Regions from separate parts of the Mus musculus genome. Here region 1 is linked to region 2. A link is a contact called in ENCODE POLR2A ChIA-PET data. All regions are on one chromosome and are shown on one strand. Each heading gives the region's core, a stretch centred on a gene start or an enhancer-like site at or near the end of the contact. The rest is flanking DNA. Distances are from core to core; before and after follow the strand shown. Region 1 has its middle 24 kb from the start of Myh9. Region 2 overlaps Myh9 (myosin, heavy polypeptide 9, non-muscle).

Region 1 (3,502 bases), core at 149-2,648, 63 kb before region 2:
CCAGCACTCGGGAGGCAGTCGCAGAGGCAGGCAGATCTCTGTGAGTTTCCGGCCAGCCTGGTGTACAGAGCTGGTTCCAGCAGGACAGCCAGGACAGAGAGACTCTGTCTTGGAAAACAAGCAAACAAACAAACTAACTAACTAATGAGACTGGAGAGGCTCAGCAGTTACGAGTATGTGTCAGTCTTGCAGAAGACCTCAGTCAGGTTCCCAGCACCCCTGTGCTACAGAGCCCATGTGGAGGTCAGAGGACTACTTCCAGGATTCCATTTTCTTCTTCTACTCTGTGAGTGCTAAGCATTGATCATAGGTCATCAGGCTTGGTTGCAGTTGCTTTTATCCAGTGAGCCATCTCTCTGGCCCTGACCAGCTTTAAGGGTGAGTTGGTACTTGGAAGGCAGAGAGGCAGGTGAATCTCTAGGTTCTAGGCCAGCCTGGTGTACAGACTAAGTTCCAGGACAGTTCAAGTTCCAGGGATACCCAGGGAAACCATATCCTAAAAAAAACAAAAACAACGGCTGGAGAGATGGCTCAGTGGTTAGGAGCACTGACTGCTCTTCCAGAGGTCCTGAGTTCAATTCCCAGGAACCACATGGTGGCTTAGAGCCATCCGTAATGAGATCTGACGCCCTCTTCTGGTGCATCTGAAGACAGCTACAGTGTACCTAGATATAATAAATAAATAAATCTTTCTTTAAAAAAAAAAAAAAGAATGGGGCTGGGCGGTGGTGGCGCGCACCTTTAATCCCAGCACTCGGGAGGCAGAGGCAGGCAGATTTCTGAGTTTGAGGCCAGCCTGATCTACAGAGTGAGTTCCAGGACAGCCAGGGCTATACAGAGAAACCCTGTCTCGAAAAACCAAAAAAAAAAAAAAAAAAAAAAAAAAAAAAAAAGAAAACGAAAACCAAACAAAAAAGGATGAATTGGAGAGCTGGGTGTGGTGGCACATGTGACTCTCAGGCAGGAGGATCTCTGTGAGTTGGAGGTCAGCCTCATCTACATAGTAAATTAGCAAGTTCCAGGCTAAAGGGAGCTATACAGAAAACTCTTGTCTGAGGGGGGGGGGGGGGAGGGTTTCCCGGGGGGGGGGGGGAAGGGGGAGAATTGGAGTTAAACTGTTAAACTGAGGATGTTCAAAGGTGACAAGGTGACCCAGTAGGATCCTACAGAGCAGAGGCATGGAGGCAGGCAGGGCGAGTAGACAGGGACCCCGGCAATAAGGTGTACTCCAGGGCTTGACTTGGCTTAGCCGATGTTGGTGTGTGATAGTCGAGGACTCATGGCTGTGAACCCACCTGGGAATCAGAGAAGGTATGAGAAAGGTTCCTCCAGGGTGGAGTCCTGGTCCTGCCTGCCCTTGGCCCCAGAAAGCCTTTGCTTGCCTCTGCAACTTGTGACATTCCAGGATGTTCCCAGACATGTGGCTTTTGTACTCACAAGGCCTTGTGGTCAGCCTGAAAGCAGTGCTCTCTCATCTCAGAGTAAACACATTTGGGGGTTTTATTTTCCGCTCCCTCCTTGTTTATCACTCTGAGCATCTCCCTGACGCCCCCACCCCCACCCCAGCTGAGGCTCCGAAAGGAGGGCAAAGGCTCTTCCGCCAGCCAGGCCAGCCAGCGTGAGAGGCCAGGGTGGCCTTTTGTTAAGGACTTTCATCCTGGTCACGTGGACCAGAGCAGTAGTCCTTGGAGACAGCATTTTCTGGTCCTTCACGGGGCCAGCAACAAGCAAGGAAAGGAGCCAGCAAAGCTCTGCCCCCCCCCATCATAGTTGAATGGAAGATGATAAAGCCAGATAAACAGCATCTCTCTAGTCACATTCACTGATTCTTTTACTCCCGACCTCTGCCTGTAAGATAGAAGGAGCTTATCTTTTTCGTGGACAGGCAATGCTAACACAGAGAGGTACACTTACTGGTTTTAAGTCACACAGCAGCACACAGGGGCCCGCTGACAGGCTCTCTTTTCTCCTTCTCTGCCCTGAGATCTGAAGCATGGACCATCCAGGGCCATTGAGTTGATAAAAGCTGGAGAAAAGACTGAGACCTCAGAGAAGAGCAAACTTCTCCTGCCACCTTCACTCCAAAGTAACCAATGTAGAAATGATCGCAGTAAACAATACTGAGGACATAGTTTGTCCTAGGTGCTGCTTGGAGCACTGTTGGGGTAGGTGCCACCATTATCTTCACTGGATAGGAGAAGAAATGAGACACAAAAAAGGAAAGCTAAGGACACATAGGACACAGCCTGTGAGCATATGAATTAGGATTAGAGTGAGTAGCTTCCCAAGATATCTGTTGTATGAGACCGTCTCCAACTTGCCTAGAGCTCTTTTTTTTTTCCTTCTCTCTCCTCCCCACTTGCTCCAGCCCAAAGATTTAATTATTTACTATATGTAAGTACACTGTAGTTGTCTTCAGGCACCCCAGAAGAGGGCATCAGATCATGTGGTCATTGGGATTTGAACTCAGGACCTCTGGAAGAGCAGTCAGTGCTCTTAACCGCTGAGCCGTCTCTCCAACCCTAGCCTGGAGCTCTTACTCCTACTGCCTTGGCCTCCAGAGTGCCGGAATTACACAAGTGCATCACTGTGCCTGTTTAAAATGATTTGTTGTTGTTGTTGTTACATGTGCTCTACCACAATCCTCTAAGCACTGAAAAAGGGCAGTGACGGAGGGAGAAAGCAGCTCAGTTGGGAGAGTGCTCGTTGAGCATCCCCCAAGCCCCGAACTTGATCCTCAGCACAACCTATGATGTGGATCGGGGTGGAGGGGTAGGGCTGGTGGTCCCTGTCCATAATCCCAGCACTGAGACGGCAAAGGCAAGACAATCAGGAGTTCAAGGTCATCCTTAACTACATAGTGAACTATGGGCCAACCTGGGCTATATTTAAAGGAAAAAAAAAAAGTGGTTGTCTTGGCATTCAGGAGGCAGAAGCAAAAAGACCACAAGTTATTTTTCAAAACAAGTTATTTTCTCCAAAACAAGTTATTTTTCTTTCTTTTTTTAAATTTATTTTTGTATTAGGTATTTTCCTCGTTTACATTTTCAATGCTATCCTAAAAGTCCCCCATACCCACCCCCCCCAATCCCCTACCCACCCACTCCCCCTTTTTGGCCCTGGGATTCCCCTGTACTGAGGCATATAAAGTTTGCAAGTCCAGTGGGCCTCTCTTTGCAGTGATGGCCGATTAGGCCATCTTTTGATACATATGCAGCTAGAGACAAGAGCTCCGGGGTACTGGTTAGTTCATATTGTTGTTCCACCTATAGGGTTGCAGACCCCTTTAGCTCCTTGGGTAATTTCTCTAGCTCCTCCATTGGGGGCCCTGTGGTCCATCCAATAGCTGACTGTGATCATCCACTTCTGTGTTTGCTAGGCCCTGGCATACAAGTTATTTTTCAGTTGATCATTTTTGAATGTCCCTGGCATGAGAATGGTTCACATTGTCATCAACTGGCACATCACCTAATCTCCAAATCTTTCCAGTTTACAAATCTGG
Region 2 (3,680 bases), core at 1,103-3,602:
CTTGCTGGAATTCTTTGGCCCCCATGTGGCCCTAATAAGCGCATCCTAGGCTGTTGAACAGTTCCTTGTACACAGTGGGCCCACAACGCCTTTAGCAATAGGTGTCTTGTTCTTGGGATGTGAAGGAAGTTTAGTCACAGGGCCTGCCTGTGTCACGGTGGGTCACTAGTAGAGAGTGACAAAAGGGACCCTGGATTCTTGCTCTAAGCCAGACATTATAGGCGGAATCTCAGTCGTCAGGCTGTTGGAGGTTGTTACTCTGTTTTGGGGTGAAACCTTAGGGCTTGCTGCCCACCCAGTGGGAGACGGCGTAAGGTTTGCTTTGTCTTTTGCATCTCAGAAGATGTAGCCAGATGGTTCCTCTTCTGTCTCTCCTCCCCCAAGAACTAGACAAAATTTCCTTCCTGAGTTGGCTGTGGCTTATGACATACTAGCATTCATTTTACCAAATAGGGTGCTTGGTGGTGGCTTTGTCTGGGGACTTTCATGAGACAGACTTTTTGAGCCCTCCCAGGGCCCTTGTCTCTGAAGCCTGTTTGCTGCTGGGGTTTGCCTGTTTGGTCTTGGTCACTGTCTTGTGGGTCCTTCAGTTTCACCCTGCTTTGGATGGCAGGTTATAAGGAACTTTACCTATTTTTATTGGTCAGACACGACACTTGGGATACTGTAGGATGCATGGTCGTTATCCTGGCCTCTTTCATGCTCCCTAGTTGTGACCACCCAAAAAAAAAAATCATCCCTAGCCACTTCCATTAGATGTTCCCTGATGGACAAAATTGTCCCCAGTTGAAAATCCTTAGACTAAGCTTCATAGGTCGTCTTGACCCTGTACTGTCAAGGGTTTGAAACCCAATCCAAAGAATGCTGGAATAGATTAGTATTGTCTGCCATGGATACCGGATAGGGCATTGAAGGGTACGGTGTCTGGCTTAGGCCACACAAACAGGTGATAAGGAATGCAGGGATACCAAAAGGGCTAGTCTACTACGCTGTTCCTGGAGGGGGCCGGCTGTCCAGAAGGATAGAGAAGATGTTTGCCGACATGTCTGGGGCATAGCAAGGCAAGCTGCTGCTGCCTGGTGCCAGGGCAGTGGCAACAGGTGTCAGGTGTCTTGGGGTTCAGGGAAGCTGTGGCTGCTGAGGCTGTGGTATGGCAGCGAAGGCACGGTGGAGGTAGAGCCCACGGGAACCTTGGCCGCGCTGTGTTAATAAGTGGTTCTGCTGTGGCCCAGACGTGCCTGCACAGTTTTGTTTGTTGTTTTACTCTCCAGCCTTGGGTTTAATTAGAGCTGTGTTTGCATACTTACCACTCTGGCTCTGCCTCTCCATTTGTTTCATTTTTGCAGCCTTGGCTATTAGGAGGCATGTCAGCCTCAGGAACCAGGTGAGAGCTGGTGTTGCTGCCCCGGGTACGTAGGGTGCAGGCGCATCCCAGGGCAGGCACGGGGGCCGTGTGTGGAAATCAGGCAGGCAGAGGCAACCCCGTGTGTGGACTGGGGGTGGGGAAGCTTTTGGCTTTCTCTGGAGCTCTTGTTGGTAAGAGTGAGTGAGTGTTGGTCTGGTCAGTGAGAGAATTTGGCTTGAGCTCAGTTATTCTCCCAATGCAGGTAGAAAAGAAGCTGTGCTTCTTGTTAGCTCTGAGCCAGGTCTGGCTCCCTCTCAGGGATGCTGGCATTTCAGTGAGCTCACACACAGGGTTTGTAGGGCGGGCAGCAGAGTTGGCTTGCATTGCAGGCTTGCCCTTTGCAATGTGCTAGCCAGCCTTCTCTCCATCCCATCTTTGCTTCTCTGGAAGCTGCCCTGGAAGTGGTTGGTAACTGAATGACCACTTTCCTCTGGGTGGTTGACTGACCTTGCTGGGTAAGCAGTGACAGCAAGCTTGGCGTGTGCCCTTCCCATCTAAGCATGGTCCCCTGGCTCACAGGTGAAGGGATGGGCTCAAGAGTGATAGCTGATTGTCATCTATTAGAACTGGGGGTTGGGGGGGTGTCTTGATTTTTCTGAACAAGGAGATCATGGCCACCGTTGCCCTCTTTTCTGACTAGTCCTTGAAGGAATTCTTGGTAGTCTAGCAGTTAGGTGGGGGCATGTGTACACGAGAGAGAAAGACCTCCCTTCACCTCTCGGTATCTGCTCATCTGGTTCCAGGTCTTGAGGAAAAGCCCCGACTCATCAGAGGCTGGGAGAGTATTTTAGGTTCTGAGTGGCAGCCTTGGAACTGGAGCAGTAGGAAGCCACAGATGTGATGACTCCACTTAAGCAGGAATGTGCTGGCCAGGAGGGCTAAGCCCTGCCAGCCTTCTCACAAAGGCCCCACTGTCTGCTGGGAAGTGTGGAGCCAGCCCTGTGCCTGATCGTGTGCCTCAGGAGACAGTGTGGCTTTCCTGAGGAGGGCCATGCTCAGTGTCTGTGTGACACAGGGCTAGCCTCATGCCTCCTGTGTCCTGTACACTGTAGACCATCTACACATGCAGACCATAGGTCCTGCTGGGCAGACTGCTGACTGGTACCTAGGAGTACCAGATGACAGGATGGGGGCCTTCTGACAGCGACACAGAAGTGATGTGCCCTGGGGTTTAGAAGCCCACAAAGCACTCTGTAGGCTACATTCGAGGGTCTGCTGGGCCTCTTAGCCTCAGCTGTAGGGAAAAGCCTTGTGAACAAGAGGGACTGTCTCTGGGAAGACAATGGAGTTTAGATTGGATAAAGCAGGACCCTTGCTCTTTCACTAGCTAATTGGCCCATCTATAGAGTCTTCATTTTTGTCTCTGCCTTTCAAGCTCCACCCAGCATGGCTAGGCTAGAGTTTCAGGAGTGGGTGTAGGGCAGTGCAGGCCTGTGTGCCAGGTACTAGAGGACGGGGCAGTAGAGGACTGAATACACAGCTTCCATGGACCTTTCCAACGCCTGGTCCTGACACTGCCTTCCAGTCTGTTCACTGGCTGCATGGTATTTCAGAGGGGCCTCAGCCCTGCAGAAGTGAGGCCTTGGGCTGATAGTAGCCTTTGTGGTGTTCTAGGAGAGCTCCAGGTCTCTCTTCCTCCCTCAGGCACTGTGGAGCTAGGAGCCTGCTCATGGCTGCCCCCTGGATGGCAGGTCTGCTGCTGGAGTGAGCTACTGTATAATCTTACCTGTTCTCGTGGTCTCACATCTAGGCTCTGCTCTCTAAAGACGAGCGGTGATATATAGGTCCTTTTTGTTGGCTTCTTTTCTTTTTTTTGTGCTGGAGATTGAACCCAGTAGATTACTTTCAAATAAAGTAATCTGCTGATCCATATCCCTAGCTCAATAGATTCTTTTTCACAACTCAGCTTTATGGTTTTCACCAAAACTCAACAGCTCCCACCTCGACTCATGCTTTGATCTGGGCCAGCAAAGCTACTTTGAGAGTAACTACTGGAAAGCTGACCTCATGATTTTGTGAGTCAGTGCACCCTTATCCAGCAGAGGTAAATTTGAGAAATCCATCTGTAGGGGCCAGAGGGCCAGGGTTTGAGTCCCTTGCATCCGCTTGGTAGCTCACAAATGTCCGTAACTCCAGTTCTAGGGGGTCCAGTGCCCTCTTTGGCTTTGGAGGACACCAGGCACATAGACATACACATACACAAAACTTGTCTTTTAAAAATCCACTGTAAAATCCAGTGGGCAGACCATGTTTGCCTGCTGTCGGCATTGCTGTA

The links. ChIA-PET counts read pairs that join two places held with the same protein, here RNA polymerase II (POLR2A).
Region 1: POLR2A ChIA-PET joins it to region 2 with 16 read pairs in embryonic stem cell. The contact joins two enhancer-like sites. POLR2A ChIA-PET finds 5 or more read pairs at or near these places in 4 of 5 experiments (Patski and embryonic stem cell).

What each region holds. Positions count from the first base shown.
Region 1 is chr15:77,864,873-77,868,374 of GRCm38, reverse strand. No RefSeq gene overlaps it. Among named protein-coding and RNA genes, the nearest start is that of Myh9, 24 kb to the right of the region's middle. Within about 2 kb of position 1,398, at least 1 of the 3 ENCODE cell types and tissues checked has a DNase peak (open chromatin) inside an H3K27ac peak, as active enhancers do.
Region 2 is chr15:77,802,588-77,806,267 of GRCm38, reverse strand. The region is part of intron 3 of Myh9 (myosin, heavy polypeptide 9, non-muscle); the gene reads left to right. Among named protein-coding and RNA genes, the nearest start is that of Myh9, 38 kb to the left of the region's middle. Within about 2 kb of position 2,352, at least 3 of the 3 ENCODE cell types and tissues checked have a DNase peak (open chromatin) inside an H3K27ac peak, as active enhancers do.